2 separate regions of the Homo sapiens genome follow, and region 2 is linked to region 1. A link is a loop called in an ENCODE intact Hi-C map of the cell type or tissue named here. Cell type or tissue: prostate gland. All regions are shown on one strand. Links, peaks and the distances in the headings refer to the core of each region. The heading gives the core; the rest is flanking DNA. Region 1 overlaps APP (amyloid beta precursor protein). Region 2 overlaps APP (amyloid beta precursor protein).

Region 1 (16,532 bases), core at 5,575-9,574:
GGCTATGTGAATACAAAAATCTTATAATTATACTTCTCCCAGCAAAGGACATGCAAATTTCATCACCAAACATTCATGCTACTGCAATCACACTCCATCAAGCCATATGTGTTGAAATCTGTGTAACAAAAGCAGTGAGGGCTCTTGCCACACGTAGGCTCCCGCCCAGCCCTCTCCGGGAGGTAGGTATGTATGCAGAGAAGAGAGTGGGCTGAGAAATGGAATTCTGGCATGTTGGGTCAAGCAGACTGATCATGTGACACTCGCACTGAGATCCTACCAAATTTCACCATGTGGCAGAGTCAGCACCAAACAAATCCCAAAGTTAAAGCCTCAGTTATCACCTGGGTTTTGCTGCATAGACCTAGCCAAATATGTGTAAGAGTTATGAGCTCTAGACATAATTTATTTTATTGCCCTGAAATAGAGTATCCCCACATAATTTGCAAGTTTAATTGCAATTATATTCCTGGGGGTCACTCCTCATACCTGCACAGTTAGGATATTGCCAGGTTATTCATGGTACCTCACACAACACCTGGCAGTTATACACAGATCCTCATCTTTTTTTTTTGGAGACGGAGTCTCACTCTGTCGCCCAGGCTGGAGTGCAGTAGCGTGATCTCAGCTCACTGCAACCTCCACTTCCCTGGTTCAAGCGATTCTCCTGCCTCAGCCTCCTGAGTAGCTGGGATTACAGGCGCGCGTCACCACACCCGGCTAATTTTTGTATTTTTAGTAGAGATGGGGTTTCATCATGTTGGTCAGGCTGATCTCGAACTCCTGACCTCGTGAGCCACCGCGCCTGGCCTTACAGATCCTCATCTTTTATGCAATATCATATTCATCACTAAATAACGACACAGCATAAAAATGAACTTTTACTTTATCAGTGGTACTTTACAGCACTACAGTGAGTTTTCTAGAGTTTAAGGCTTACGCTAATATGCTTAATGCACAAGTAAGTGCAAACTTAACAGGTTTCTTTCTGGTTCTTTTATTTTTCCCCTCTATTTCTTCTCATTGACCCACTGCAATGTTGACCCACTCGGAACGTAGAGCATGGGCAAAAAAAAGAACCAAGAGACCATTAGAGAAGAGAATAAGTCTTTGAAAAGCTGCAGGTGGGAATATAATGGAAAACAAGATTCCAGAAGAGGTAGTGGGTCTACCATTTAACTAGAACATGCCCAGTAGAGCCATACTGATAAATCTGCATCTTAGAGTTGCTGATATACTTGGACAAGGGGAAAAAGAAGCATATTCCTCTATCCTTTGTCAGCCCAGAAATTTATCCCAACCCTATTTTCCTATACAGTTTCTACCAGCTTTCAGGCGTCAGGCCATTGTAAAACCAACATAGGTGGAGAGGGCAATTCAGGCTAGGATGGGGAGAGGTAGTTAGCGGGATTTCCAGTTCTGGGCTATAGTGAGGGAGTCAGTATACACTGCTGAGTCTGGTACATACATTCCACATTGTCCATACCCTTTAATATCTTTACAATTTCTAATACCAAAGTGGTATGAAAATACTAATGAAGTTAAAGACCCTTACCAAAATGCTAATTTTCCAGGTTAAGTTATCATATTGTCTTCAATGTGCATTAAAATCTCAGAGCAGCTATCGGGGGATAAGGAGAGTGAGTACCCACTAAGCTTGGAGGCCAGCTAAACTCTCTAGAAAGTCATTTCCATCTGACTTCCCACCAGCATGAGGCAGAGCAGTTCAGAGCATTTTTCAAGTGAGTCGGCCTGCCGTTACCAATGCCAAATTTAAAGCACTTATATGTTTTATCACAAGCCCATGAGCTTGTGATTTCATAAAATGGTACTAACTGGTCCTTGCCATGAGTAAATTCAAGTAACACGTATGAAGAAGATTTTAATAAAATTTTTTATTAGAAGATTTTAATAAAATTTTTTTATTAAAAGATTTTAATAAAATTTTTTATTTTATTAAAAGATTTCTTAAAGGTCATTAACGCAAGTCATATTAGAAGAGATCACAGGCAAGTAGACAAAAAGAATTTACTCCGTGAAAGCTCACTGAAACAGGAATTCGGATATTTGACATTTACTTTTGTTCTTGTCTCTCATATGTACACATCAAAGCACACACATTCACATGGATGTAAAGATAGTAAGAGGCCACCTGCAATCAGAACAAGTGAGATTATAAATAAGTATATTATATAAGAATCCAAGACAAGAATTCCTTACTTTTAAGGAAAGGGCATCAGAGATTTATGATCTTAGACCTTTACCTTTCTATTTTTAGCAGATTTACAGAAATATTGCAGGAACAGAACATGAAGTCACTTATTTTTGATAAGCACAAAGGATATTTACATTATATCGTCTGGTTTATTTCCTTTCAAAGTGTCATAACATTTACTCATCAGCCTTTACTGTGTGCTTATAACTCTCATACTGTTGTGGTTTTATTACTAGGATTTTTGGTCTAGGAGAAAGCTGCTTTACAAACATAATAGAAATTCAGTGAGAATATTAACTTGACATAAAAACCCAAGATAATTTTCAAACAGCATTCTTGTTCATTGTTCAAATTGTATTCTGTTAACTTATTTAGTTTAAGCCAAGATTACTTCTTTTCCTGCAGACTTGGAACACTAAAGAATACTCCAGGTTTAAATTCCAGGTTATTTGCTTGATAAGCCTGGGTAGATTGTCCTTCTTAAATAACTTACACCAAAGCACTATCAAAGAAGCTCTCCCTTTGTAGAGCCCTCAGATTCACAGAAGGAATTTTTCGAATTGCCATTTCTATAGGAATAAAGGCTATCAGGAACCACAATACTAGGAGAAAATAATTCTGAAGGGGAGGTAGCAGTGAAGACTCTTATTTCTATTTTCTTGACTATATTTATAAAAAATTGTTGCCGAAAGAACAGAAGACCAAGAGCCAAAAATCACACTGCAGTCTTACTCTTGGATGTAATGTTACTATCAGTTTCAGTGACACAACATCAGAGGCAATCTGATATTGACAATGGTAAAAATATGCAGACGCCAATATTAGGAGGGTGCAGTTAGTTGACAGTAGAGCCTATAAGTATTCATCTAAGTTTTCTCTGTTTGAAGAGAAGAAAAGAGAACATCAAACATTTCTAGTATATAGAGCAAGGATTCCTAATCTTTTTTTTTTTTTAATGTGCAAACAAGACAAAAGTTACTTCACTGTCTAGGGGTTATTCCCTACTCTTTAGCACTGGCCTGACTCTCTCACTCCCACATATAAGCATTCAATAAATACTTATGCCAACAATTAAGAAACACCTGGCATGAAAAATAATAACAGTAATAAACTAGAAGGTAGAAAATGTAATTATTGACAAAGGTGTGGAACAATACAAAATAAATTCCACTTTAGATACCTGTGAAATTTTTTATTGTGGCACCAGGAGAGTAATTTCCTAACAGAGAAAAGAAAACATAGCATCCACACCTCTGTCTTTACCAATTCCTAAATACCAGCTACAGTTCAACTTGTCCACGGACTTCAGGCTCCTCCTAGAAAACAAGAAGGCTTAAAAAGCAAGACAACCTATTAGCTATGTTGCTCAATAAATTTCAATGTTAATTTCCTAATTCTTTGATAACACATTCCTGAACTCCTTTGTAATTCAGGCAACATTTTAAAAATCAGATGATCTAACTGGACTCCAAGAATTACATAAACAGTGTGAGCAGTGAGACTTCGAATGTGCAATCAACTATTTTTTTAATCCTGCTGCTAAAAGCCTTCAGTAGCACAGAACTGGTTGTCAGAGATTTCAGTGTAACCTAACACCTAACGTGAATGACTGCTGTACAAAAATACAGCTGAAAATACTATGAGGAAGAGATAGAAACGGATTGTTGATGGCTAAGCAAAACAGCAAATGCTGATGGTTATCAAACACATGCCGTTCCCACTCTACACAGATAAGATTTCAAAGCTGTTTGAGTCCTAGGTTAAGTTTTGGGCAAGTTCTGGCTTGATGCCTTATATTCAGATAAACATTTTCCAGGCAGTGAACATATTCAAAGTTGGGGACAGTGGGGTAACCCGAAAACATTCCTGACCTTGATGGACAGATAATCCAATGGTGGAGACACAAATAAGGCCAAATTGGCTAACCAAAGGTGCTGGAGTGTTAATGCAGAGGTCTGGCAAGGGTACACCGAAGAGCTCTCAGGAAAGAGTGACTGGTTTGACTTGGAGAAGGAGAAGGAAGGCAGACCAAAGATCAGAGCAGAAAACATGCCCAGGCTGAGTATGGGTCGGACAGGAAGCATGAAAGGTAGCACAAGGCTAGCGTCCAAATGACCTTGAATTTGTAATAAACGTGTGAAGTCACTGGGAGCTGCTGCCACATTCCAAAGCAAGCAAGAGCAGCATCCCACCAGTGTATGAGGAGGATGCGGGGGCCCCAGGACAACTTTCGTGGGCCTCTTTCTCTCTTAAAAAAACATTAAAAGCTATATTTTAGGGCTCTGTTGATTGGTATAAAGACAACTCTAAGTCAGGCTGGATTCATTATTGTATATTCATGATTATTATCTTGTTCTTTATTTTTCCTTCTGATTTTAAAAGAAATTAAACATTTTTGAGGGCTCCTAAAGGTACTGCACAGCCAAGACTACGGTCTGACTGGAAGCACCAGGAGTAACAGGAGGCAGTAAACAGGAGTGGAGGTAGGGAAGATTCTAAGGCTTGTAAATTTCAAGGATGAGCACATTCGGTGCGGTGTTTAGGGGGTGAGTCTAGAGTGCTTTCATGGCCAAGGTCAACAGGCATTATTAGAGTGCACCAGGCTACAGAATGTGAGTTTGTCCTGACGGGGGTGGGGGAGAAAAAGAAGGAAAACAATCACTACCTCCCTGATTTATTAGCAAACATCCCATTCTGTCTAGCCCCACATCACATCAGGAGTTCTAAGAGTCAATCTGGCAGAGCAATTCATCTACGTTTCATTGCCTTGAGTGATGGGAACTTATTTTAATTTTCAAAACTAGCATATGTTTAACAGACTTGTGCAGAGCTGCCTATGTGACCTGGGGAAAAAATTATCTGGACTCTCACCATGCAGATTATCAGCTTGAATTGCTAATGCATTCCTTACCCCCGACGGATGTCTTTTTGACATGTCTACAGAGGAATAAGCCCTAAAACACAGAAATAACAAACTGTACAATCTATATCTCGCCCTTGGGCAGGAGGGGTATTGCACTGTGTGGGAAAGATTTACATTCTACCAAAAAATCTAAGCAAAGAGTATTTACATAAGCACAAAAATTTTTTCACAAACTTGTTCAAATAAACTAAGAGAAGAACACAACTGTGATCGCAAAACAGATAACATCACATAGATTCTGGCTTCTGACTTTACTGCTGTTGTTCATAGCATGTAATTCTAGATAATAAGAATTTTAGGTAATTAGAATAGAAGTGCCTCTTCAGATGTGCTAAAATGTTACGTGCATGGCTGTTTCTAAAGAGGGAATAATGTTGGTGTACACCTAACGCTAACCAACTGTGCCCTAATGAAGGTAAATCCCCAAATATCCATAACACTCACTTTGTTTTCTGTGTACGGCCAATCTCCAGTCAAGAGCTCCTTTACCCTGACACTAGTCTCACCCATGTTGTTCAGCTATGCAGTGGTTCTCCAACAGGGTAAGCTTGTTAACTACATGGGTCCTAGGCCACTTTGCTTTTTGAGCCCTATGAACTGTTTCTAGGTAGAGGTTCAAAGTTCTTGGCAAAGATGATTGTCACGACTTGGGTGGTGCTACTGGCATCTATCTAGTAGGTAGAAGCTAGGGATGTTACTAAACATCCTACAATGTACAGGCAGCCTCCGCTGTAGGCCCTCCCCCACCCAACATAAACAATTATTTGGCTCAAAATGTCAGTAATTCCCAGGTTGAAAACTCCAACCTAAGCCTTTACTTAGGGGGAAAGAGTCATGTCTTACTGTTCTCTGTATTTCTATTTGTTCACAGAACAAAATTAGCATTCAAATATTGGTTGAACCAAACAGAGTTTCCACTCAAAACATAATTAATCCAACTGACATCATATAAAACAATAACTATGTAAACTGTAAATCCTACAAAATACAGCCTCCCTTCCACAGAAGCAAAAAAAAAAAACGTTAATTTTTAAAAGGTAGTTGGTGTATCAAAAGTTATTAACATTAAGCAAGATAACCCCTTCAACTCAAGATTACAGAAGATTGCCCCATAATTATTTCATATAAAATGATCAAAAATAATTTTATTGTATTAACTCCCTGTGGGTCAATTTATAATAGTAATCTTTTAATTAAGAAATCTTGAGGGTTAATTATCCAGCTTTCATTTAAAAAAAAAAAATGAGGTGGTAACTATTTCTGGGCAAAGTTCACCAGGAAGCAAGACAATGCACTCATAACTAGGGTTCCAAGACCAAGCAAGCCAGTCAGAATCTCTCTGTAGGTAAAGACTTTCAAATTCTAGCCAATCATTTCATAATGAACAACTTAGACAAACGGAGAAAAGGCTTAAAAACTGGAATCTCTTTGAATAATGTATTAACTCTACTGGAATAACAAATATATACTAATAGGTTACATAAATCAAAAGCCCTATGAAAATATATAACTAAAAAAATTATTGCTAGAAACCTCTCTATGTCTTGTATCTGCAACTATGAACAGGGTCTAATCCATCACTGTCTATATCTCTAGAGACCTCAGGGGACTTACAGCTGGGTCAGGGTCACTGTAGGAACTGGCTGAAGGGACCCACACATGAAAGTACCAATATGATCTTTGGAATCAAAAGGCAAAAGTCAATTCTGTATTTAGTAATTACCAGCTGTTTGGAGAAAGCCAGTTAACTTTACCTCTTGATTTCCTTTATCTCTCAAATGGACATAGTAACATCCCACCTCACAGGATATTATGAGGATTAAAATGCAGTAATATACATAAAATGGAGAGTAAGCACTTTAAGAGCTAATCATATTGTCTCAACTTGTATCTAGCAGGAAGAGGGAAAAGAAAAGAAAACTAAAATGAGCACGTTCGTAAGACATCTGGGGAGCCTGAACTGATGAATACACAGCATTTGAAATCTCCTGCGAGCTATCCCTACAAAGATACCTGCTATTTATTCAGGAACCCTGAGAGAGGATTTCCTGCACTAAAGAAAATGCTGACTATATAACCACATATGACACACTGGTTTAAAGAATGTCTTATGCCATTTAAAATAGACAATCTTTCCTTGTTTATCTGCAAGACGTCTGCCTGCCAAGTTGTCTCTAAAAGAGACAAACTGGTAACGACACTGCAACACGTGTGTCGTCAACCCCAGCTACACGCTCAGTGTGGCAGATCTGACTCACCAAGTCTACATAGTATTTTTAAACTATCTAAGATATTTTAACTCATGCAGTTTAATGGCAATTTTAGCTCTTTTCAGAATGTCTGATATAAGGTTCATGAAGTCCACTCTGACAATTTACTATCCGTGAATCACAATGATTCTAAACAGAGCTAAGAAGCAAATTTCAAGATATTAAATTTTTTTGGTTCATTTCTTTAGCCACAGTATTAAATTTGTTTCTACACAGAACTTCTCTTGTGTAAGAAATTTGTTATTGCATGCTTATACCACTAAGTTATTAAATATATCACTAGTAATGTATACTCAAAATGGCCCAGTGAGGTTTAAGACATTCGTTTCGAAGTATGAATAAATGCCTCATTTCATATCTAATTCAGTGTTCTCAAAAACAGTTTTCAGAAAATGTCAACAGTTATTACCTGGGAGTGGGGAGAATTCTGTCATAAAACACATATGGGAAATGGATCATTCAAGATGGATACTGGAGGCTTTTGAAAAAAAAAACCGTAATAATGAAGTCAGTTTAACTTTTTTAAAACCAAGGTTTCCCAAAATGTATTTGACCGTGGGCCACTTCCATTGTGACACATTTAACATGCTTGGAACTGAATTTGAAAAATGTACTAAGAGATTTGAAATGGATGATCAAGCAAAACTTAACCAGATCATTCTGAGTGAAACAAAATAAACAAAACCAAAAGAAGCCTTAAAGGGAACAAAAGCAGGAGTGTTACCAAGCTCCTGCAGAAATGATGATTATAATAACACATCAGATTTGGCTCTAGGCAAAATAATTACATGACATGAAGAATTGAGAGCAAGAAAAGAGAGGATTAGAATGAAGGAGTGTTTCCAAAGGCCTAAAATATTTCAGAAGCAAATCATGAGCATTCAGAAAATGCCAAAAGGGTACAAGTCAAGAATTTTATAAGGTCCCAATGCAGTGTAAAATTCCAGGTCTTGGACAGGCACCATGGCTCACGCCTGTAATCCCAGCACTTTGGGAAGCCGAGGCAGGTGGATCATGAGGTTAGGAGTTCAAGACCAGCCTGGCCAAGATGGTGAAACCCCGTCTCTACTAAAAATACAAAAATTAGCCATGCGTGGTGGCAGCTGCCTGTAATCCCAGCTACTCAGGAGGCTGAAGCAGAGAATTGCTTGAACCCGGGAGGCAGAGGTTGCAGTGAGCTGAGATCACACCATGTATTCCAGCCTGGGTGACAGAGTGAGACTCCGTTTCAAAAAAAAAAAAAAATTTCAGGTCTTAGGTCTTTTAAACTATACAGGTGAACTAAATCATGGTGGTTTGTTCCAAACTAAGTTAAATTTTCACTTAGCGATATAAACGTGAGATGGCTAATGACAAGCAGATGCACAAATTTTATCACATCCCTGGATTCCTAAATTGCATTTGTGAAATTCAATAAAGTGACACGAAGTATAGACAATAAGTGAATAAGAACTAAGAACAGAAAAAGTAGAAGACATGGATATCTGCAGCAAAGCCCACACCCGAGGGGAGAAAAACATTAGTGCTGTTGTTTCCATGATACGAGCACAGGTTCCTACACTGATTTCACAATAAAAAATACAAATTACTTCTAATTTTCCCATTTTCACACAAGTGAAAGAGAGTTCAGCCCAATTTCTGAATTAAATTTTCCTTCCTATAGAGGGAAGGTCTTTAGAAAATCTTTACAAAATAGTACTACACATGCCTTGTGATATTAGGGTGATACGGTGATAAATTAAAAGCAACAGGTAATTAATATGATTAATGTAATACCCAGAGAACTTCACTATTTCTTAAATGTTTTCCTGAGATGTTATATTGAAACGTTGTGCTAAATGTCATTACATAAAATGTTGAGCATCACACAACAGCTGACAAACTAACCTTCCAAAAAGAAAGGAATAGATGGTCATTCACACGAAGGTTACATTTTACAAACAAAACTGGACACACAATACCATTCTGTGATGTTTAAGATACAACAAAACATGTACTGCTTTTTTAAAAATTGCTGTAATGAGGCTCTCACAGTTATTCACGTTTTATTTAGCTACAAGTTTTAAGATATCTGTGAAAGAAAACTTCTTTGTTTTAAGTTCTTGTTTGAAGATCACCAAGCTTCTATAGTGTCTCTCTGAAGTGGTGACACGCTGACTTCCAGGCACAAGCCAGGCACAAGAGAAGCTCTGCAGGAAACAGCAAGGCCACTCTCCATAAGGAGACAGGCTTGGCCATGACAACTGTGGCTTAGAGCTGAGGAGCACAGCAACTCACAACTAATGTCTTTGAATTTTAGGTACCAGCACTGAGAATCAAGTTCCTTTCCATGTTTTAAGAAACTAATAAAATCCTCAAGAAGACCTGTTTTAGATATTCATGACATTTCCTAAGGCATTCTATAATGTTAAAATACTTAGAAATGACTCAACCATTTGGCTAAGCTTACGCTAAGGGCAAATTCCTGTTTCTAGATGCGTCAGGTCTGGACAGCACCAATATGTGAGCTTCAACACCCAGAGACTTGACTTCTATTTAGCAATTTATATTTTTAGTAGTAGCCTTCCCTTCCTTCCTTCCTTACTATCACAGAAAAGAACAAAGAAAAAAAAATTCTGCTTCAAAAGCCAAAGAGTTCACTACTAAGAATAAATTCTATTATCTTCCTTAGACTATGCCTATTACTGGGTAATATAAATATATGTTGTTGGTCAGATGCAGTGGCTCCCGCCTGTAATCCCAGCACTTTGGGAGGCCGAGGCAGGTGGATCACGTGAGGTCGGGAGTTCGAGACCAGCCTGACCAACATGGAGAAACCCCTTCTCTACTAAAAATATAAAATTAGCTGGGCGTGGTGGCACTCACCCGTAATCCCAGCTACTCAGGAGGCTGAGGCAGGAGAATCGCTTGAACCCAGGAGGCGGAGGTTGCGGTGAGCCAAGATCGCACCACTGCACTCCGGCCCAGGTAACAAGAGCGAAACGCCACCTCAAAAAATAAATAAATAAATAAATAAATTAATTAATTAATTTAAAAAAAAAGGTCTGTTGTCAATGAAGTAGTGAAAAGGCCCGTAAAACAAAACACTTCATTATTTACCAAAGGAGCACCGAGGTTTTCCAGCGAAATGCAACCATTTTATTGTTCACAGTGATTCTATAAACGTTTTTCCTTTAAGACAATTGCGCATAGAGCAATACACTCAGTCAGTCACTCATATATTTGTTGGCTCTTTTTACTAAGCCAAAACAAAGATTATTAAACTCTTATTAGAGACAACAACAGTGTAATGGAGGCATGCTTAAATAAGGGAAATAAGAAAATTTATACTATACTGAGTATAATTTAAGCATTGATAGCCAAATGACCAATACGGCAATACTTGAGAAATGTCCAGTCATAAGAAGCTCCTCTGAACGATAAAGCCAAACTTACTGACAACTGACTTGAACTAATACCTAATTCAAGTCATCTGAGAGATCTAACCAACTGTTCTCATCAGTGAGAAACATTATATGTTATCTATTGCACAATATGACTGAAAGATAGTCATGTCTTGAATCTCAAATCTTCAGAATGATAAACCACAAAACTCTACTTTGACACCTAATGTATACAGATGAATGTCTGTCTACTTCCTACTGGAATCGTGATAGTTGAATTAAGATTTTTTTTTTTTTCACTCAGATCCTGTTTTCTTAAATAAGGAAAAACAATAATAAACTTACCATATTAAACAACTAAAAATCAGTTGTCCATAGATGACAAATGTGATACAATCTAGCTGTCACTAGATAAAAGGTTAATTTTGTAAACAGAGTCAGTTAAAAAAATAAACAAAAAAATAAGCAATTTAAGATAAAAGTACTTTGGCATGGTGAGACATTACACTCACTGGGGCCAGGAGTTCAAGGCTGTAGTTTGCTATGATCGAGCCTGTGAATAGCTACTGCACTCCAGCCTCACATAGGGAGACCCTATCTCTTTAAAAAAGAAAAAAGTGATGTCTCAAATATGGTGTTTGGGACTCACTAAAAATAACTAAATTTAAGGGGGAAAGATTAAATTGGTATTATATATGCCATATGCTTAAATTCTGATTTTAGCTCAACCTTATAATTAAATCTGTACTTTGCACCCATTAGACATTTCAGCAAACTGAAGTTCATTCAAATCAAAATCTACAAAAAGAACAAGATCCCAAGGCACTGAATTAGACTTTTAATATTCAAGATGTAAAATAGGCACTCTTTTAAGAAATTACTTTTAGTTCTCCTCTACCTTTAAAAAAAAGTTTCTCTCCTACTCGTGAACTAATTCAGAACTTTACATTTCTGTTACACAGCATATGATTTCTGCTTTATTACTTGGATATCTGTTTAGTATTCACAACATATATGTATCTCCATTAAGCCCAGAATTCTTTGACAGATGGTCTCACCCAAAGAACTCATAAATACTTGATTACTTCAACTTAGTTTGCAAAAATTAAAAAATCAGTAAATTATGTTACAGACTATAGTATTTTGAGTGTTAAAATCACTTCTAAAGAACACCATCACAACAGAACCCTAAATTCAGAATCGGGTTGACATGGTCTAAGAAAGTGAATAAACGGGTAAGTGATCTTCCTAGTGCATCATATTCTACACTAAAAATTCACCATTTATACTTCATTTCTGAAACTCAATGTCAAAGAGAAGATTAAAAATCTGGGGGCTGGGCACAGTGGCTCATGCCTGTAATCACAGCACTTAGGGAGGCATGGGTGGGTAGATCCCTGAGCTCAGGAGTTGGAGACCAGCCTGGGCAACATGGCAAAACCCCGTCTCTAAAAAAAGATACAAAAATTAGCTGGGCATGGTGGTGCATGCCTGTAGTCCCAGCTACTTAGGAGGCTGTGGAGGGAGGATCGCTTGAGCCCAGCAGGTCAAGGCTGCAGTCAGCCAAGATTGTGCCACTGCACTCCAGCAGAGTAAAACCCTGCCCCATCTCTCAAAGACAAAACAAAACAAAACATCTGACAGTTCCTGAGTAATCGGCAGCCTACGTAAGGAACCTATTAATACTGCATATGCAATTTTTATTAACACACTTGCCAATATCCTCATTTTAGGACTAGTCTAATGTTTGTATGATGCCAGACTAATTTTGAATGTCTGAATTATTCACAATTACTAGGAAGACAAATCATTAGACTATGGATTCAGTCTACAATCTTATTCTATATCTTTTGGCTATGTTAACTGATTAACAACTAGAATAGGCCGGGCGCGGTGGCTCATGCCTGTAATCCCAGCACTTTGGGAGGCCGAGGCGGGTGGGATCATGAGGTCAGGAGTTGAAGACCAGCCTGGCCAAGATGGTGAAACCTCATCTCTACTAAAAATACAAAAACTACAGCACGCTTGTAATCCCAGCTACTCGGGAGGCTGAGGCAGGAGAATCGCTTGAACCTGAGGGGCAGAGGTTGCAGTGAGCCGAGATCGCACCACTGCACTCCAGCCTGGGCGACAGAGCGAGACTCTGTCTCAGAAACAAAACAAAACAAATAACTGGAATAAAGAAAACAGTTCCCTGTCCGTATCAAACCAATCAGAACCAATATAAGAAAATGCTCTTCCACCAAAATACAGATTTGATATGGTTGACCAGATAATACATTTCTCTTCCTGGCCCTAATCTAGAACTTAACTTGGTTGTGACTTTGATTTCTGACATTTACAAAATGGCATTCAGTCCTTTATAACCCATTGACTTCGCTTATGTTGAAATTCCTTTGCAGGAGTTTCCAAACATGTTAAAGTACAGCATTTGGAGGAGAAGCAATGTTTGCCTCCTGGACTCAAGCGATCTTCCCACTCAGCCTCCTGAGTAGCTGGAACCACAGGTGCACACCACCACTCCCAGCTATATTTGTAGAGATGAGGTCTCCCTATGTTGCCCAGGCTCATGACAAGGAATACTGCATGCCAATAATGGATGCCAGCTGAGTGTCCTCTAATTCAACTGGATTCTGACACTGTACTTGGAGATTACACATCCCACAGGCTGAGGGCTCAGTACCACAAAACTCCCCCAACTTCAGATGTCAATCACAAGCCCCAGGTTGTAGCCTGTGCTTCTGACCAACTGGCTACCATTCCCCAGACCCCTTACTTCGTTTTGATTCATTGCTGGAGCACCTTCAGAGAACTAAGAGAAATACTTGCTTACATTCACCCATTTATTTTAAAGGATATTACAAAGGACACACAGATGAACAGCCAGATGGAAGAGATGCACGGGGTGAGGTGCGGCTGAAGAGAAAACGAGATTCCATGCCCTTTCCTGACATCCAACCCTCCAGGAACCTCCATGTGTTCAGCTATCTGGAAGTTCCCAGAACGCGGTCCTTCAGGGTTGTTAAGAAAGCTTCATTATGTAGGTATCATTGATCATTAGTTTATCAACTCAAACTTCAGCTCCTGGAGGTTGGGGAGGGTGACTGAAAGTCCTAACCCTCTAATCACATGGTAGGTTACCCAGCCACCAGTCATCTCATTAGCATATAAGACCTTCTTAGCACTGGAGATTCCAAGGATTTTAGGAGCTAAATGTCAGGAAACATATACATCAGGAAGACCAAATAGATGCCACAGTATCACATGACCATTTTCTTGGAGTCAAGATATTTGTTCTTCCTTAAAACTTCGATGTTTCTAAATATCCAAGGTATCCACATAAGGTTAAAAATAAACTTCTCACCACTCCACTTGTCATTTAAAATCATCCAACATTTTAACATTTCATCAAATCTCTATATCTATACAATAGTGCCCATCTCTTCATGTTTTTAAGAGCCCTGTCCTCACACTATTCTTAGTGAATAGACAGCAAGAGATATTATTCCCTTCTTACAATTATGCTCTGTGCATAATAAGATAGCAAGCCAAAGATAAAGCCAGGATTAGAAGTACTTTCTTAAATTGAGAGCTTATCAGAAGGTAAAGCTGGCTAACATGATTATCTATGTAACAGCACCAGACCTTCTCACTTCGAAATTCAAGACATCTCCAACCACTCAGAAAGGGTATGGGGGTTGAAAACAGCCACATTATATGCACGACTTCTATAACTTAAAGATAGCCAAGTTCATATCAAACTAAGTTATTGAATTTTATATCACTTTCTAACAAGTAATCATAGAACCATGACAAAACATACAAAATACAGAAGTTTTCTCCTTGACTTGGTGCAAATTCAATCCAATTACTCCACAGACCTCTTTTATTTTAGTCACTCAAACTTTGATTTTTCATTTCCTTAGTCGTACATTAGGACAAATGCAAATTATATACAGAAGGCAGCACATTTAGCCTTATTATCTCAAACTCATTCCTAAGCAAGTACATCTGCCTGGATGGTGAGGCCTCCATCAGAGGTTAAATGCAAGCCCTAGCTGGAAAGTTACTGGAAGGGCATGTGTCCTACCTGCCTTTCTCTCTCATCATCCCAGATCTTTATCTCCCCAATGTCACCACATTAGGAGTGTTTTGCATATAAATCAAAACGAAGCCCCAGAGAGCCCTTGGTAGGAATATCTGGACTTGTGTTTTAGAAATAGTTTTGTCAGCCAGGCACGGTGGCTCACACCTGTAATCCCAGCACGCTGGGTGGCCGAGGCAGGCGGATCACGAGGTCAGAAGTTCGAGACCAGCCTGAACAACACAGTGAAACCCTGCCTCTACTAAAAATACAAAAATTAGCCAGGCATCGTGGTGCACACCTGTAATCCAGCTACTCAGGAGGCTGAGGCAGGAGAATCGCTTGAACCCAGGAGGCAGAGGTTGCAGTAAGCCAAGATCACACCATTGCACTCCAGCCTGGGCAACAGAGTGAGACTCTGTCTCAAAAAAGAAAAAAGAAAAGAAAAGAAAAGAAAAGAAAGAAAAGAAAGAAAGAAAGAAAGAAAGAAAGAAAGAAAAGAAAAGAAAGAAAAGAAATAGTTTTGTCACATACACATCTGTGATCCTCTCACTCTGCACGCCACTGCCTCTCTGAAAGAACCAACATACCACACAGGCACGCACACGATGGACAATATACAGCCACCGAGCAATCATATACATCTTTTAAAAAGAAACAGGCAATTTCATGATTCTACTGTACCCTGGATCCATCAGGCTTTATCTAGGGAGTGCTATTTTTAAAATATGTACAGGCTTTTTTAGGTCCTCAGTAAGATCATGGAAGTGTTTTGCTCCCTAAGGAAAACTGAAATTTGAGGTATAAGACTGGAGTTTTACACCTCTAGAATTCATCTTTGGTAACCATGCCCATTTGATTTATAAATAATCTAAAAATATGGATTTTTAAGGAGCAGTGTATTTACCTTAGTCCACCTCATCTTTTTCTTTTCAGGAATGTTATCACAAAAATGTGTGCTGATTACTTCCTTGTATCTGAGCTTTGAGCAACTTACAAGGCAGACACTGGACCTAAAACACAGGTTGGTTGTTTTAGAAGAAGAAAAAAAAAAAGCTGGTTTTAAATCTGGATTTAAGTCTTGGCCCTGACTCCAAAGCAGGCCAGTTTATGTGCCTGTCTTCTGTTGCCAGATCTGTAGAAACTAGAATGTCATTCTCCGCTGAGAAACCACAAACTAGTTTCCTTAGACCATTCGTCTTCCTTTTTGAGACAGTCTCAATGTCACCCAGGCTGGAGTGCAGTGGCGCGATCTCTGCTCACTGCACCTATGCCTCCTGGGTTCAAGAGATCCATCTCTGCTCACTGCACCTATGCCTCCTGGGTTCAAGAGATCCTCCCGCCTCCACCTCCGCCTCCTGAGTAGCTGGGACTACAGGCATGCGCCACCACACCCAGCTAATTTTTCCTATTTTCAGTAGAGACAGCATTTGGCCATGTTGCCCAGGCTAACATCAAGTGATCCGCCCACCTCGGCCTCCCAAAGTGCTGGGGTTACAGGCATGAGCCACTGCGCCTGGCCCTCCTTAAACCATTAGTTTTCAAACCGTATTTGAAGTTCCTCAGAGGTGCGCCAGTATTTGAGAGAAGGTTAAGGTTTCAATGAGAGCAAATGAGATTTTAAAATCTTTTCTATAAACGGGGGTTCTATCCCATC
Region 2 (16,532 bases), core at 3,176-7,175, 63 kb before region 1:
AAAAAAAAAAAAAGAGAGGGTGAGACTGAGAGACTATGTAACAGTCCAGGTCACATAGAGAGTAAATGGCAGAACTGGGAGAATTAAATGAATTAATATCCCTAAAGTACTCAACTAGTGCCCAGAACAAAGTTGCTCAATAAATTATATTAATAGTATCCTTCTCCCCAGTATCTATCTCATCAACCACAGTAGTTTCTCATAATAATAATCATAGTAATCAAAACAGCAACAGCTACTCTTCATCATTCACTAATCACCTATTTCGCACCTACTGAAGACACTGGGGTTTTATATGTTCATTGCACCATCACCACCTACTTGTAGCCCCACAGAGATGACATGGTACTGTTTTACATGTGAGTACTGCTTATGATGGGGTGAATACATGACAGCAATCAACACAGCGGGGTGGAGTCCCTACGACTGGAGAAGCAGAGAATCTGAGTGATCAACTCTTTCAACTCTTGCACCGAGTGCTGGTCCTGGCTGGGAGGGGGTGTTTCCTAAATCCCCTCTTGCAGCCACTGTCCTTTATCCACTAACTCTTCACTGCATACTTACAATTATGTCTCAGTGCTAAGAATACAGCAGTGAACAAAACAGATAAAACGATATATGATCCTAGCGGGGAAGCGATAAAAAATACAGATAAAAATACAGTGTCTGTTGGATGGTAATAAATGTTACATAGATAAAGCAGAGAAAGGGGTGGTTTGTTTGTTTTTTCTGAGGGGTGAAATTTTAAATAGGGTGGTCAGGGAATGCCTACTTGAAAATATGACATTTCAGTGAAGACTTGAGGAAGTGAGGGAACAAAGTATTCAGAATCAAAGGGAAGAATATTCTAGCCAGAGGAAGCAACAAGTATTACACAAAGTCTTGAGGCAGATGCATGCCTGGTGAACTCACAGAAGAACAAGGAGATCAGTGCTGTCGTGGAGGAATGATGTGGAAGAGATCAGTGGGCAAGCGAGTGAGTGACAGCCAGGACAGGACAGGGACAGCTGACTGCACGGGGCCTTAAACATTGTCCAACTCTGGCCAGTACTCAGAGTAATGCTGGAAGGCTCTGGGGTGGTTTTCTAAGCTAATTATTCTTGCCCTAGGGGGTCAAGACTAGAAGTGAGAAGACCAGGAAGGGGGCTCTGGCATTAATCCAGGTGGGAGATGACAATGACTTGGACCAGGATGAGAGCAGTAGAGGTGGTGCGTGTTCTCAGATTCTGGATGTCGTCTGAAGGTCAGATCTAAATAATCAAATAGAAAGGAGTCAAGAATCTAGCTTGTTTCTATTCCAACAGCTAGAAGATGCTTTATACTGAAGATGATGGAAAAGTCTGGACAAGACTTTCCTAATTTTTCTGTGTAGATGTGTAGACAGGTAGAACTTTTGAGAATTATGTACTTACTAACTTGTATACACTAGATATGTGTATATGAAAATGACAGCTACAGATAAATGTTTTCTTAAGTGATTTTTTATTTTACCATTTCAGACTCTTACTCCACAAATTTTTTTGTCTTGAATGTGCTCATTATATGCTATCTTTTGTAACTTTCACATTAACAAATAGGCTGGGAAAATTTTCCTGGGAGGCATCTGTACTCAAGAGACGGGACGATTACTTCACAGAAACAGCCAAACATTTCTCAACAAACTTTCCATGTGATAAAACTGTTATGGTTTTAGCTTCAGAGTGTGGGCAGTTACTGGGTTCTCAAAGAGGACATGAGGGTGAATTACACATCCTTTTAAAAAGTGGCTGTTGCCGTCACCAGCATTTCACTGTAACTATTACCGGATAATAGTGAGAACTGACAGATGGGATTCTTCAGATGAGAACTATTTGCCAGATGGTAGGAACTAAATGGATCAAGATAAGCAAAAAGGCAAAAGAAGTGAAAACTAAAAGTTTTACCTAAATCATCTCTCCAACTTTTCCAAGTGCACAGATCCAGCCTCACATACGTACCATATACACACACAGATGGCAGAGTGAGTATAAGACAGAATAGTGCTGGCCGGGAGTGGTGGCTCATGCCTGTAATCCCAGCACTTTGGGAGGCCGAGGTGGATCACAAGGTCAGGAGTTTGAAACCAGCCTGGCCAATATGGTGACACTCCGTCTCTACTAAAAATACAAAAATTAGCTGAGCATGTTGGCGCGCACCTATAGTCCCAGCTACTCGGGAGGCTGAGGCCGAAGAATCTCCCGAACCAGGGAGGCGGAGGTTGCAGTGAGCCAAGATCACACCACTGCACTCCAGCATGGGTGACAGAGCGAGACTCTGTCTCAAAAAACAAACAAACAAACAAACACACACACACACACACACACACACACAGAATAGTGTTTAACCCAGGCTCTGAATAACACTGGTCTTAAAATAATAAAAATAGTGCAAAGGATTTACTTTAAAAAAGAGAAAAGAAAAAAAAAACCACGGGAACAAAATAAGTATTTATGGCCAGGCATGGTGGCTCACACCTATAATCCCAGCAATTTGGGAGGCCGAGGCAAGTGGATCACCTGAGGTCAGGAGTTCGAGACCAGCCTGGCTAACATGGTGAAACCCCGTCTCTACTAAAAATACAAAATTAGCTGGGCATGGTGGCGGGTGCCTGTAATCTTAGCTACTCGGGAGGCTGGGGCAGGAGAATCGCCTGAGCCGGGGAAGCAGAGGTTGCAGTGGGCTGAGATTGTGTCATTGCACTCCAGCCTGGGTGACAGAGGGAGACTCTGTCTCAAATAAATAAATAAATAAATAAATAAATAAATATTTGTTAGCAGTCTTGCAGCTTTTAAAAAGATCCATATAGGTGTGGGTTAACAAATTTTTTTATATTTTTTATTTTTTATTTTTTTAAGAAAGAGTCTTACTCTGTCTCCCAGGCTGGAGTGCAATGGCACGATCACAGCTCACTGCAGCCTTGACTTCCTGGGCTCAGGTGATCCTCCCACCTCAGCTTCTCGGGTAGCTGGGACTACAGGCACATGCTACCATGACCAGCAATTTTTTTGTATTTTTAGTAGACATGGGGTTATGCCATGTTGCCCAGGCTGGTCTCAAATTCCTGGGCTCAAGCAATCCACCTGCCTCAGCCTCCCAAAGTATTGGGATTACAGGCATGAGCCACTGTACCCAGCCTGGGTTAACAATTCTGATACGGCTACGCACATATACTGAAACTGAACAATTAAGTACATAGATGGTGGATGGAGTGAGAATTTATACATAACCAAGGAGGAGAGATATAGTGTCCATGTGGTAATACGTTAGAGTAGGAAACATCCGGATGAACTTGTATTTAGCTTAATATAGACTAGATATTATAGCTTAATATAAATACAACTAGTTAGCTATAGAAATATTTATAGATCTGCATAACATAAGGGTGAACATGGACAAATACATTGCCTTGCTCTATCAACTGAGAAGTCTTAAAAGCAAAGAAACTCCAGTGGCAACGAGCATCCTTAACATCCAGATTTTAATACTATTCTCCAATAACATTACTCTCCAATAAAAGGAACAAGGGCTCCTTGGAGGAACAGCTGATTCTAGGATTAGGGCTGAAAATATGCAAGATGAGACTGCAGCATCTTGTAAGAAAAAAAAAAAAGAGGCTATGTCAAATGAGCATAGGAACCAAGTGAAAGGGCTTCTAATAGCTAAAGCCGGAATAATTTGAGCAATAAAAATTATGAAGTAGTGCTGGATTAGAAATCAAAGTACAATGTAAATATCCATGAGTCTAAATGACTGAATGAATGAATACATAAATAGGAAAAAAGAGACAAATCTCCTGCGCAGAAGAATTCCAAATAATTTATGTAGATACTCTGCCCTCAAGAAAATGAAGCATAATTCTCTGCTCCTTAATTGTGGGCTGTGCAAACTGACTTCCTTCCAAAGAGTAGAGCACATAAAGTGGGAAGAAGAGTAATTTTCAAGTGGAGAAACTCAACAACCACCACCTGAGCCAGGTGATCAAGGTCAATGCCAACAGGGCTGTATCATGTTGATAAACACGTACCCTTGATATGATGTGATGAAATGGGCATTTTACCTCTGTGGTCTTCCTTCTTAAAACCAATAACCCCAGGCAAAGCATGAGAAAATTCCCACAGAGGGGAATCCTACAAATTATCTGACCAATACAAAACCTTTAAGGTTATTAAAAAACTAGAGAAGTATAAAGAAACTGTCATAGCCAAGAGGAAAGGAGGCTATGGAGACCTGACAATTAAATATAATGCGCCTTCCTGGATGGCATCCTGGAACACAGAAAGGACATTAGACAAAAACTAAGGACATCTGAATAAAGTATAGACTTTAGTTAATAACCATGTATCAAAATTGGTTTACTGACTGCAACAAATGTACCATATTAATATAAGATGTTAACAATAGGGAAAACTGGATGCAAAGCCTATGGGAACTCTCTGGACTATCCTCTCAATTTTCCTGTAAATTTAAAACTGTTGTAAAATATAAAGTCTATTTTAAAAAAATTTAATGGCTTGATATAAAAGTTCACATAATAAGGTGTCATGCCAAACTCCTACTGACTGCAATGTGGATGGCACCAGGTTCAAGAGCCAGAAGAGGCCCAGAGCTAGTGAACCGTATGTCTCATAGGGTTTTACTGGGGGCTTGCATACAGGGTAGAGAGTCCAGTGGTGGTGGGTTGGACAGAGGAACCGCAGCCGCTTGCAAAAGGCATGTGGTCTCTACAGCATTCTCATTTAACACCCTCCCCCTAACAATCTCCACCTGGCAACTTCCACTTAACTCATAACAAAGGGTCTCAATCCCCGGCGAGGCCCATGTTCCACAGAAGGAGATGAGGGCTCAGATGTTCCTTACAGATAAGGAATGGCTCTCTGGGTTAGCCACTCCTGGATTTCTTTGTTGTTGTTTTTTTGTTTTGGGTTTTGTTGTTGCTGTTGTTTGAAACAGAGTCTCATTCTGTCGCCCAGGCTGGAGTGCACTGGCGTGATCTTGGCTCACTGCAACCTCCACCTCCCGGGTTCAAGCAATTCTCCTGCCTCAGCCTCCAAAGTAGCTGGGACTACAGGCCTGCGCCACCACGCCCAGCTGGTTTTTGTATTTTTAGTAGAGACGGGGTTTTGCCACATTGGCCAGGCTGGTCTTGGACTTCCGACCTCAAATGATCCACCTGCCTCGGCCTCCCAAAGTGCTGGGATTACAGGCACCGGCCACCCCGCCCGGCCCACTCCCGGATTTCTTAACTCAGAACTCAGAATCAGGTGCACCTGCCACACAGGATCATTGTCAGGGCATGTTCAAGTCAAGTGATCCCTGTCAGGTGCATCTACCATACATAGAGGCATACCTATTTGATTCCACATCAACATTCTAGCCTTCAAAAAAAAGTCTATAAAATTATTGTAGTTGAAAAGAACTAGAATTAAAAAGAGCTTACCAACTCAGGCATCTCATCTGTGGTATCTATTAATAACTAGACAGCGCTTGGTTTGACTTTTTTTTAGAAAAAAATATAAGTAATGTGGCATTTAAATTTTTTAAAAATTCAAGAATTTCAAAATTATCACATATATACCGAAAATTCTTTGCTTTCCAAATTTAACCTTGTCTTAGGAATGTAAACTAACTGGTCAGAGAATTCATTCCCCTTTACAAATGAGGAATCTTGAGCCTGATGAGGTTTGCACAAAGCTAATGACAGAGGTGGGCTCAACTCTGAAAACCGACTCTCATTCCAATGTTCAGGACCCCAAGAAATGTTACAGTAGTCTTACTAATTTTGAATGACAGCTTCCTCATTAACCAACCCAAGATAAGTTATAGGTGCTTTTTTGTTGCCTCTTTTTGACTGCACTATTAGTCATATCTTGATTTTATCAATAACAGGACTTCTTGTTACAAGTATTTAATAATTCCAACATTCGTTAAAAGATGGAATTGTAAGAGTAATAGTTGTTAAAGCTTTCCAGATTAGGGGTTTTCAAACTCAAACCATGCTTCAAAATCACCTGGGATCCTGATCAGTCTGCAGATTCATCTTCTCCCTAGCTCCACAGCCTAGATCTGATTTACGTGTTCTGGGACGCGCCTGAAAACAGACCTTCCCAGGGTGGCTCTGCTTCAGGTGGCTCATGGATCACACTTTGAGAAATGATATTTGGAGCAGGGCTTCTCAAGCTTTACAGTGCCTATGAATCACCTGGGGGCCTTGTTAAAATGCAGGTTTTGATTGGACAAGTCTAGGGTGGGACTGAGTCTGCTTTTCTAACAAGCTCCCAAGTGATGTGATTCAGCTGTTCCTTCCGGCAGTAAGGGTCTACTTAAGATAACCCATTACAACTAATCTCATTAAGGTTTTTAAAAATTTTAAGTTACAAGTTATTGCTTTGTAAGACACTCTTTGCTTACCCACTTTTAATTATACAGTTTAGTGTTAAGTAGATTCATATCGTTGTACAACCATCACTACCTTCCATCTCCAGAACTGTTTTCATCTTGCTAAACTAAAACCCTGCACACCATTAAACAACTCCCCATTCCCCCACCTCCACTCCCCATTCCCCCACCTCCACTCCCCATTCCCCCACCTCCAGAACCTGGAAACCACCATTCTGTTTTCCATCTTTTTGAATTTGACTCTTCAAATTCAAAAAGGTACCGCATATAAGTAGAATCAAGTATCTGTCTTTTGGTGACTAGCTTGCTGTGTCCTTTTAAAAAATAAAAATTTTCATGCTTCTCTTCCATAAACCTGCATCTCATCCTATAGATTTGTCACTTTTGGCACCAACTTAAGGACTGAGCGCCTTTTCACACATCCCTAAGAGCCAAGCTGCTCCTGGTTCGCCTTTTGTTTAATTATAGAAGTTACAAAATAAGGTAGAAAGAGTTCTAGATTTGAAAACAACACAATGACTCAAGCAGATCAAGTGATTTCCAAATATTAAAAGGTGATATGATAAATGCCTCCTGGCCAGAGAGGTGCACATAGGGTGAGAGACAAGAATAAAAATTAAAACTTAACATAATTTGATAAGAGATCATCTCTGCTACTGCTGAGTATTACTAAATACCATTCTATGCAGGTCCATGTAGGATACAAAAGAACCGAGATATAGTTCTGGACCAAAACAGCTTGGAGCAGCTTTGTCTCACAGAAATATAATAGAGGCCACATATCTAATTTAAAATTTCCTGTAGCCACATTAACATAAAAAGGTAAAAAGAAACAGGTAAAATTAATTTTATTAATATATTTTAACCCAGTACATCCTAAATTTCATCATTTCAACATGCAATCAATGTAAATAATTATCATTAAGACATTCTACATTTGTTTTTTTCTCCCAGACTAACTTTTTAATATCTGGTGGGTTTTTTATACTCACAGCATAGTTTGGACTAGCCAGGTTTCAAATATTCAATGGCCATGGGTGGCTAGTGGCCACCGTTGGGCAAGACAGACTTAGCATCAGATTTTAGAGATCAATAATATATTTCAAGGAGTAGTGACTTGAATGTGGACAGGTTGGGGTTATGGGAGAAAATCTAAAGCCAAAGACACAAACCTAGGCAGAGAAACCATAATAAGCTTGAATACACTGAGACTGCAGTACACCATTTTATGCGCTATGCTATCTTAACGCATACATTTTAGTCAATGGGAGGCATATCACTAGGATTCTATGTTACCATCATTAACCCTATTGATCAGCAAACTGCTCATCTCCCCCCATTTCTCTTGTTGCAGTTCTCATATCATAAATTGTATTTATAGGTGTGTGATTAATTCTAATACAGAAATTAATTTAAGGTTTCCTTTAGACTTGAACCTACTTTAGCTTAGTTCAGTCCTCTGTATCCCGAGAGATGAGCTGAAAAAGCAGATATAGTAGAGATAATTCTAAATTCCCTACTTTGTTTCTTCAAAATATAGGTATTCTCACTGGTTGCTTTCTCCTAACACTTTCCTTTCTTTCTGCCTTATTTAAAAAAAAAAAACAAAAAACTCAAAGCCTGATAGATTTTAGAGACGCAATTAATTAAGGTTATATACGGGGCTTTTTAAAAACCACATAATTGCCGACAAAATACCAACCAGGTTGGTGTTCCGTGAGGCAAAAGAACCACAAGTCATTACCAAAACCTTAACTCATATGGGAAGGTAAAAATATACAGCATGCTGTTTTCACATACCATACTCAGAAAGCCATGTGCGAGGGAGGCTATAATCAAGACAGGAAGAGGCATTTTCACAGATAACTTCTTAACGGGGTTGTAGACTGTCACTCTCACGCCCCTCACTTGTTCTTTCCAACCTATTACCATCTGGCCTTGCTCCAACAATCTGCAACTCTTCTTTCAAGGTCAAGAACAACAAATGCCATCAGTCTCTTCTCAGCCCTCCAGTTCTCTGACTACTCTGCCACATTCTCTTTTTTTTTTTTTTTTTAAAGAGACGGGGATACCCTCTGTCAACCAGGCTGGAGTGCAGTGCTGTGATCATAGCTCACTGCAGCCTCCTGGGCTCAGACAACCTTCCTGTCTCAGCCTTCCAAGTAGCCGGGACTACCGGCACATGCCAACATGCCTGGCTAATTTTTTTTTTAATTATTTTTTGTAGAGACAGGGGTCTCGCCACGTTGCCCAAGCTGATCTCAAACTCCTGGCCTCAAGCAACTCTCCTAGCTTCAGCCTCCCAATTTGCTGGGATTCTAGGCATGGGCCACTGAACTTGGCCCACTTTTCTTCTTTAAATTCAATCTTCTCCAGTTTCCACCAATCTATCTCAAGCCAATCATTCTTTCCCTCTCATTGGCTCCTCTTTTCATAATTCTGATTATAAAGTAAGGCTCTGTCTTCTACTCTTCTTGCTTTCTCACTCAGACATATCATCCATGCCTAAGGGTCAACAGCCTCCTCCACTCTTTCAATTCTGACCTTTCACTTAGCATTCCCAGTCGCTTGCTGCATGCTTCCAATTGCAGGGTATTAATTACTTTTAGCAAATGTACTAGAATCAAGTGCCCAACTGATTATCAAATTCCGGAAGTGTACCCAAAGGACAATGACTAATTCCTCATTGGGTCAAAGTCTTTCCTATGTGGAAGCAAGAGAAAGGAACAGAACTAACACTGAACATTGTGAGGAGCCCAAAACATGACTCCTGCTGAACACATTCTATTTGGTTGTAGAACCCAACCAATATAGGCCCCGTTGATCGATTTCCCCACAACAAGAGGAGGTCATAAAAATCATGCTTCCACTTTCTCAATAGATACTTATCGCTCATGAATGTCTGTGAATCAGAAGACCATGGGACTATAACTCTACTCCACTCAAACTCTCCATACTCCCAAAGCTGGACCTCATGGTCCTCAGATCATGTAATACTCAGACACAGCACTCCAGTAAACCACTTTCTGGCCAGAAACTCATCCTTCCCATAGTTCCTCTCCCTTCCATCCACTACAGCTTGTTCATCATGATCCTGAGGTCCTGGATGCTGCAGCACTCTCTGCAGTTATCAGGGGAGGCTTCACTGCCTTCAGTTCATTTCCCTGCCAGCCTGGTCTAGGACCCTCAGCACACACACTCATCACTGCACATATCACCAACGACCACCCACATGCTTTTGATGCCCAGGCTCATTTGGTCCAGCCTATTTCTCTCCTAAGTGTGAGACTCAATAAATACACAACCACCCCACTGTGCTCTTCAAGAGCTTATTAACTGCCTCTTTTAGATTCTCCTGGGTATAGTCCAGACTTAAAATGCCTCACTTTGGGAGACAATGTAATTTAACCATTGGAGGAACAAATGTTGGTCTATATATTTCAGGCATTTTCCAAATAAAAACCTCCAAGAAAAAGCAAACTTGTATCTTAAAAGATGCAGAACTATTTAGGGCAAAAAGTACACAGAGAATGAGAAAGAAAAAAGATGTCACTGCATTTAACAAAAGAGTTAACAATATTGTTAACAATAACAAGAGTTAGCCATGAAGTAATTAGGATATAGTACTTGAAACTGGCACCACCTTTTACCAGGCATTACAATATTGCTATGAGTTCACAAAGCTCTGTTAGAGCAGAGGAAAAAGAAGGATTTGAATTCTGTCACTGTACTAGCAACACCACCTAGGGATGAGGAAGACAATATCTAATAGAATAACAAATAAAGTAAGTATACATGATTCATCAAGCTCTTCAATAAAAATGTATTTTAGAATTTATCAACATCCCTTTTGAATCATGTTTCAAAAATCACACAATCTGTTCAAACACGGATAGACCCCCAGATAAATCAGAATCTCTCTCTCTGTTACCACGCCTCTGTGGACTTAGAAATCACCACTTAGATTTGTAAACAAGGCTTAGTTTCATTATTGTAAATCAATTTGGCAGGACTTATCACTCCACAGAGAGCTGAAATAATTGAATTTCTGGACTTCTAAGGAAGAAGGTTTAAGTACATTAAGGCTTCCAAAAGGAAGATCACCAACTCTTCTTTAGCAGAAAATGCCCCTGGAGAATTTTGAACCATTTCTTGATCTAGTGGCAACTGGATGTTATCAGTGGCAACTAAGGTATCTGTCTACACCTGCTGAGGCTCACAAGTAAAAACTAAAAAGTACTGTGAATCTCTGTGATAATGGAGCGTAAAGCTACCACTTAAGTCTTTATTACTAGTAAGTAACGGATTTTAAGAAAAAAAGAGATACTCAAATCTATCTATAGATAACCAAAAAACCAAACAAAACACCCAGAAAAATCTAAGGTTGAAGAACATATATAATTTGAGACTTTTGAAACAAAACACCCAGAAAAATCTAAGGTTGAAGAACATGTATAATTTGAGACTTCTGATCAGAGCCTTCCTCAATAATGTAAGTTTAAAAACTATTACCAAAGTGACAAGATCCCATGTCAGATAGCAGAATGAGAACAAGGCTACTCTTCAACTTAGTCATCCTCTTTTATCACTACAACTTCAATCATAGATGTAAATGGAAATTTCTGCTTCCTTTGCTACTTTTCTGCTTGACTGAATTTTATAATGAAAAACGTCTGTTCCTTCCAGGCAGAGCACGAGTGTCATTCAAATTGTACACACCAGGCAAAGAGTGAATGCATTTGTTTAGATGCAAAAATCATTTAAATATGTGTCATTATAGGCTGCAGCACATTTGCGGATTCGGCAGTTTAAAATTCTCTTAAGCAATAAAGCAAGGCATCAAATGAAAGTGCACTCAGGCTTCAAACATCTTCAGACTATGTTTTCCTGTTTGCACACAGCGAGCCCCGCCTTCCTTTCCTGACCCCACTCAAACAGAAAGCAGTGGAACCATGCCCTAGCCCATCCTATTACCCCAAACGTCTTCCAGGTCAGCAATCCAAAGTCACGTGAAAGCTCCATCTTCAGTTTCCCTCTCCAGGGAGCAAATATTTTGAAGAGCAAGCATTCCAAGCAAGCAGAAACTCAGCCTTTAAATCAAACTAAGCTTAAAAGTAAGGTCCTGCCGCACACAGAAGGCAACAGAAAAGTGTCTGAAGAGATAGCTCCCATTTTATATTTAACATTTAGAAATGAGAAAACTGTGTGTGATTAATGCTTATAATTAGAGGGGGTTAACCCTTATTTCAAATAATGTAGTTCCTGTCTTTCATTTAAAATTATAAAGATGACTAAAATGTACATGAAAGGAAAATTACAGTTAGGATCTGCTGTGTTTTAACCCAGAACTGTGGTTTTTTGAAGAAAATGCTGGAAAAGATTCTGATTTGGTAAGAATATCTGGATATGAGAATCTTCTAAGAAAGGTGATTTACCATTTTCAGGCCAAAGGCAGAGAGTTTCTAACAATGATAAAATTAACAGGCTGTAGGATCTTCATTCTCTAAGCTTCAGGTGACCCTTTTAATGACTAAATAAAGTGTGTACTCAAGGTCACCCACGAGGAAGAAAAAGGTCAGTTCCCTCTCTTGAGGGACCCCCTCCCCACTCACGCTATTACACAGCAATTCTAGAGATTCACTTCATTTTTGGTTTATGTTCAAACTGTCTGGATATTTCAGGGCCTTCGCTTTTAAGTTTCCATAATAGGGCAGTTGACTATTTATATAAGTCCCTGGAAAATGTGTATTTTTAACGTCATCTAGAGTAGGCCACCTTTGGGGGAAAACAGCTAATGGGTTAAAAAGCCAACTGGTGTACCAAGTATGTACAAAAGACATCTTTTATAACAGTTCTCACGTGCAAAAGAACATTCATTAAGTATAACAATAAATAACAGGCAATATGTGCATTTTTCCAGACCCTAAGCACTTGATAAAGCCATATTGTCATTTTACACTCATTTTTAGTAGCTGTTTAATTGGTATTCCTGTATAGGACAGTTTTGTAGGTTTCCGGATTATTTCACATTCTCTTCTTCCTAGTTATAAATTTTGGTACAACTGTAAGCTCTCCTCACACTGTAATAATTACATTGCTGAGACCACATCTGTTTTTTTAAAAAAGATATTTTGCAAAAAATATATTTAAGTTGAAGTATCTGAAATACTTTTCAACGTCAAACTTTGAGAGGATTATGCTTAATTATATATCTTCACATCTTTAAATTGTTAAAAATGAATGCATAAATATTTCCTAGGGATTTATGCTTGATTCATTTGATTCTTACATACTAGTTGTTATTTACCGGCAGAGAAAGCAAAAGCAAAAAAAAAGAAAGCAAAAACAACAAAAATAGTTGATTCTGGTGCTAGTCCAGAATCAGGTTGATTTCTGCATCAATAGCAGGGTTTCTACATTAAATTCATTCAAATTTAATTAGTTCTCTGCATAAAATCAAGGGTCTAGGAGAATTTAATAAAAGCTGAAAACAATCCTATCCTTTGCCTGAAACAGATTTTTATCCCAAATGGTACTCAGCAATAAGCCAACAGAGAAAAATGGAATAACAGACATATGCCATGTTCACGAGTTCTCTGTTTAACCTAAGAAGTCTGAATTTGCCATTTTTTGATAAGGAACTGGTGTACATCTTAGAAGAAATATTCCATTGAGTCTGAATTCTTGGTGGAGCACCCGCAGAAAGAGAACCAGTAAATAGTATGTATGAGGCCTGGCCTGGACATAATGACTCAGGAATCATCAATGCAGGCCTCTGAAAAACCACTGCACTTATGAGATCTCCTAGCAAGTATGTGTTGTGTGAGAAAATGGACAACCCCAGGGTACTCCTATTAAACACTGATATTTAGAATTTCTGAATTCTGATTCTAAATATTTTGCAATATTTGGAATTTCTGAATCCTAAATATTGCAAAAGGTGGCGCGGGGAGGACGGGGAAGGGAGCCTGAAAGGAAAATGGAGGACAGCAGAAAGAAAATCAGAAGCAGCAGAATGACATCAGTGTGGGGAGAATGCACCCATCAACCGATGCCACTGAGAGACTGTGGAGGACACAACAGTGCCCAGTGAGTCCGACAACCAGAATGATAGCAAAGAGCTCATTCCCTGGAGCTCAAGGAACAGATGCCTGATAACAGGTGACTGTGGAGGGAACTGGAGGTTACGAAGATCACACAGGAACTTCTGACTACCATATAAAGAAGCATATCTGTGAAGAGACAGAGCGAGGGTGGAAGTTAAAGGAATACACAGAGTTGAATGACTGGAGTGAGGGATCAGGGAGCTCTAAAGAAGAGGAAAAATATGAGAAGGCTAAATACTATTGAGATGTGAAATTAAATACAGGGTCAGTAGGCCAAGGGTCTTTATGAAGTCAAAGATCAGATACAATGAGAGTAAAGGACCTACTGAAGAAGCTGTGTGCACAGATGCCCAGGAATTCAGACTCACCTAAGAATTTAGAACAAAGGTGGAAAAAGAAAACTAAGCTCAAATTATTTAAATAGTACAACAGGGTAACTTCTTGACATACTGAACATGAGCCTATTCATGTTAAATATGCTTGGAGAATATCATTAGTCCATGGCTTACAATCAATTCTAAGCTTTCAAGAAAGCAAGAGCTACAGGACCTATTCATAAAAATATAGCAACATTGGGAAACTAATTATCTTCCCAGCTGATAAAGATACCATCCAATAAATAGGGGGATCTTCAGTGACATCCAAACCTTCAAAAAATATATTTTAAAATGTTATACCACGTTCTCGGAAGGTAGTTAACACTAAAAAAGATTTGGGGGAACTGAAGCTGAGTAATATTCTTGAAAATACAGGTACCTAATCAATAAATAAAGAGAATGCCCCCCAAATTTTTCATGGCATGAAAATACTTAAAGGTTTAAGAGGGGAGTACCTACATCTATTAATACACCAAACACCTACTGAAACGCCACATTCATGTAATCACTTAATAAAGACATTAAAATAGGATGACAGGAGTTCATGTTTAGCATTTATAAATAGTATCCTAACCTTTAAGGTACAACATAAGAATCTGAAATTTCTAAAATCTATTATCACTGAATAATATTTAGAAGCAGATTTCTGTGAAAATTAATTCTTAAGGCCAGGCGTGGTGGCTCACGCCTGTAATTCCAGCACTAGGCCGAGGCGGGCAGATCTGTTGAGGTCAGGAGATCGAGACCATCGTGGGCAACATGGTGAAACCCCCTCTCTACTAAAAATACAAAAATTAGCCAGGCATGATGGCGTGTGCCTGTAGTCCTAGCTACTTGGGTGGCTGAGGCAAGAGAATCGCTTGAACCCGGGAGGCGGAGGTTGCAGTGAGCAGAGATTGCGTCACTGCACTCCAGCCTGGGTGACAGAGAGACTGTGTCTCACAAAAAAAAAAAAATCTTTATCATTAGCCTTAAAAACTAAGGACAATGAAACTATTATAAATGAATCTAATGGTATGTTTTATCTCTAAACACAGATGCCTCTGATACACTGACTTTTTACTAGACATGTGTAGGATAGGTTTAACCCTATTTCTGGAGTTGAATGTTCTTTTTATTAAGATCCAAAGACACTTGGTTTCTTCTCTTCTGAGATCCCTATGTTACTTCTTGGTTGTTACATAAAACCTGCTCTTCCTTTGTTGATCAATAAGGAGTAAGTAAAGTAAATGATTTTGCCATAATCTCAGAAATTCTTTTAGGCATGTGAAATTGCTGCTCCACATCTTCTGTCTTTCTAATGTTTGGGCTATTCTTTCTTTTCCCTTTCCTTTTCCAATATTTGGCTACATCCTCAATTCATTCATTAAATCTATATATTTATTAAATATGTACTATGTACCAGACATGTTCAAGCTCTGGGAATATTTCAGTGAATTGACAAAAGTCTCAATTATCGAAGAGCTTACATTTTGAACAAAAAGCAATTATTTCCCAATGTTTGAGCACCGCAGGAAAGGGTTAACCATCAGCATCATGCACTACTTATTCACAATATAGCTGCACAATTATTGTTTCCTCTTATCAGGCCCTCAAAGCCACTGATTATAATACTTTGTCCCAACCTATTACCCTACAAGTTTGCTAGTAAAATTCGAAGATGACCAGGAGCTATTTGCAGGATACTACAGGCTATGAAAGTATTACTCCAGAGTATAATCAGTTTTTTCCCCAATCCAATTGTATCATCTATTAAAAGAGCTAACATAATAAAAAGCTATATCCTGATGCCCAGAATTTACAGCGTAACAAGGACTAAGAAAGCAGGTATCTTAGAGGTAACTTTAGCCTATTAATGACATGTGCAGTACAAATAAAACCACATTGAATGTACAGATATTTTTCTGGACATCGAATAAGAGAAATAATCAAATGAATTAATGTCTGTCCAAATCAAAAATCTCTACAAGTGTTCCAACTTTAATGAACCAACTTAGTTCTATTCTAATTTTCTATTATTATTTCTCAAGGCTACCAACACAAACTACTTTCCCTGGAACATCCCCATGAATATATTTATTTATTTATTGTTTAATTTTTTTTGAGACGGAGTTTCGCTCTTGTCATCCAGGCTGGCGTGCAGTGGCGCGATCTCGGCTCACTGCAATCTCCGCTTCCCGGTTTCAAGTGATTCTCCTGCCTCAGCCTCCTGAGTAGCTGGGATTACAGGCGCCCATCACCATGCCTGGCTAATTTTTGTACTTTTAGTAGAGACGGGGTTTCACTATGTTGGCCAGGCTGGTCTCCAACTCCTAACCTCAGGTGATCTGCCCACCTCGGCCTCCCAAAGTGCTGGGATTACAGGTGTGAGCTACCACGCCCAGGCCCCATAAACATTTTTAAATCTACACCTCTTCATTTTCTTTACGTATCCCTCAGGATCCACATCATGGGTCTACTTTCTTTCAAACAACTTTTACCATATGCTCCAGCTCACACTACCATCTCCCTACCTCCTATGCTCACAACAACCCCTCATATGACTTACATTAAAAAGTTTACAATTATTAATTAGGATTGGAAGTTTCCAACAGATTTGTAGTCAGGAGAGACTATTCAGGGAACATGAGTCTAG

Evidence for each region. Peaks named below come from ENCODE experiments on the same cell type or tissue, not always from the same donor. Only the 100,000 strongest peaks of a DNase experiment are listed, where the experiment ranks them.
Region 2: it touches region 1 in a loop (4-fold over the local background); 3 of 110 quality-filtered maps call a loop at or near these places.

What each region holds. Positions count from the first base shown.
Region 1 is chr21:26,120,831-26,137,362 of GRCh38, forward strand. The region is part of intron 1 of APP (amyloid beta precursor protein); the gene reads right to left. LOC124900466 (a long non-coding RNA gene) reads right to left here. Exons shown (of 2, transcript XR_007067829.1): 2 at 1,876-2,152. Among named protein-coding and RNA genes, the nearest start is that of APP, 42 kb to the right of the region's middle. In prostate gland, for the core only: no CTCF peak of the experiment used is centred there; a DNase peak (open chromatin) is centred at 7,331; H3K4me3 peaks cover 471 bases; H3K27ac peaks cover 605 bases.
Region 2 is chr21:26,059,911-26,076,442 of GRCh38, forward strand. The region is part of intron 3 of APP (amyloid beta precursor protein); the gene reads right to left. Among named protein-coding and RNA genes, the nearest start is that of APP, 100 kb to the right of the region's middle. In prostate gland, for the core only: no CTCF peak of the experiment used is centred there; no DNase peak of the experiment used is centred there.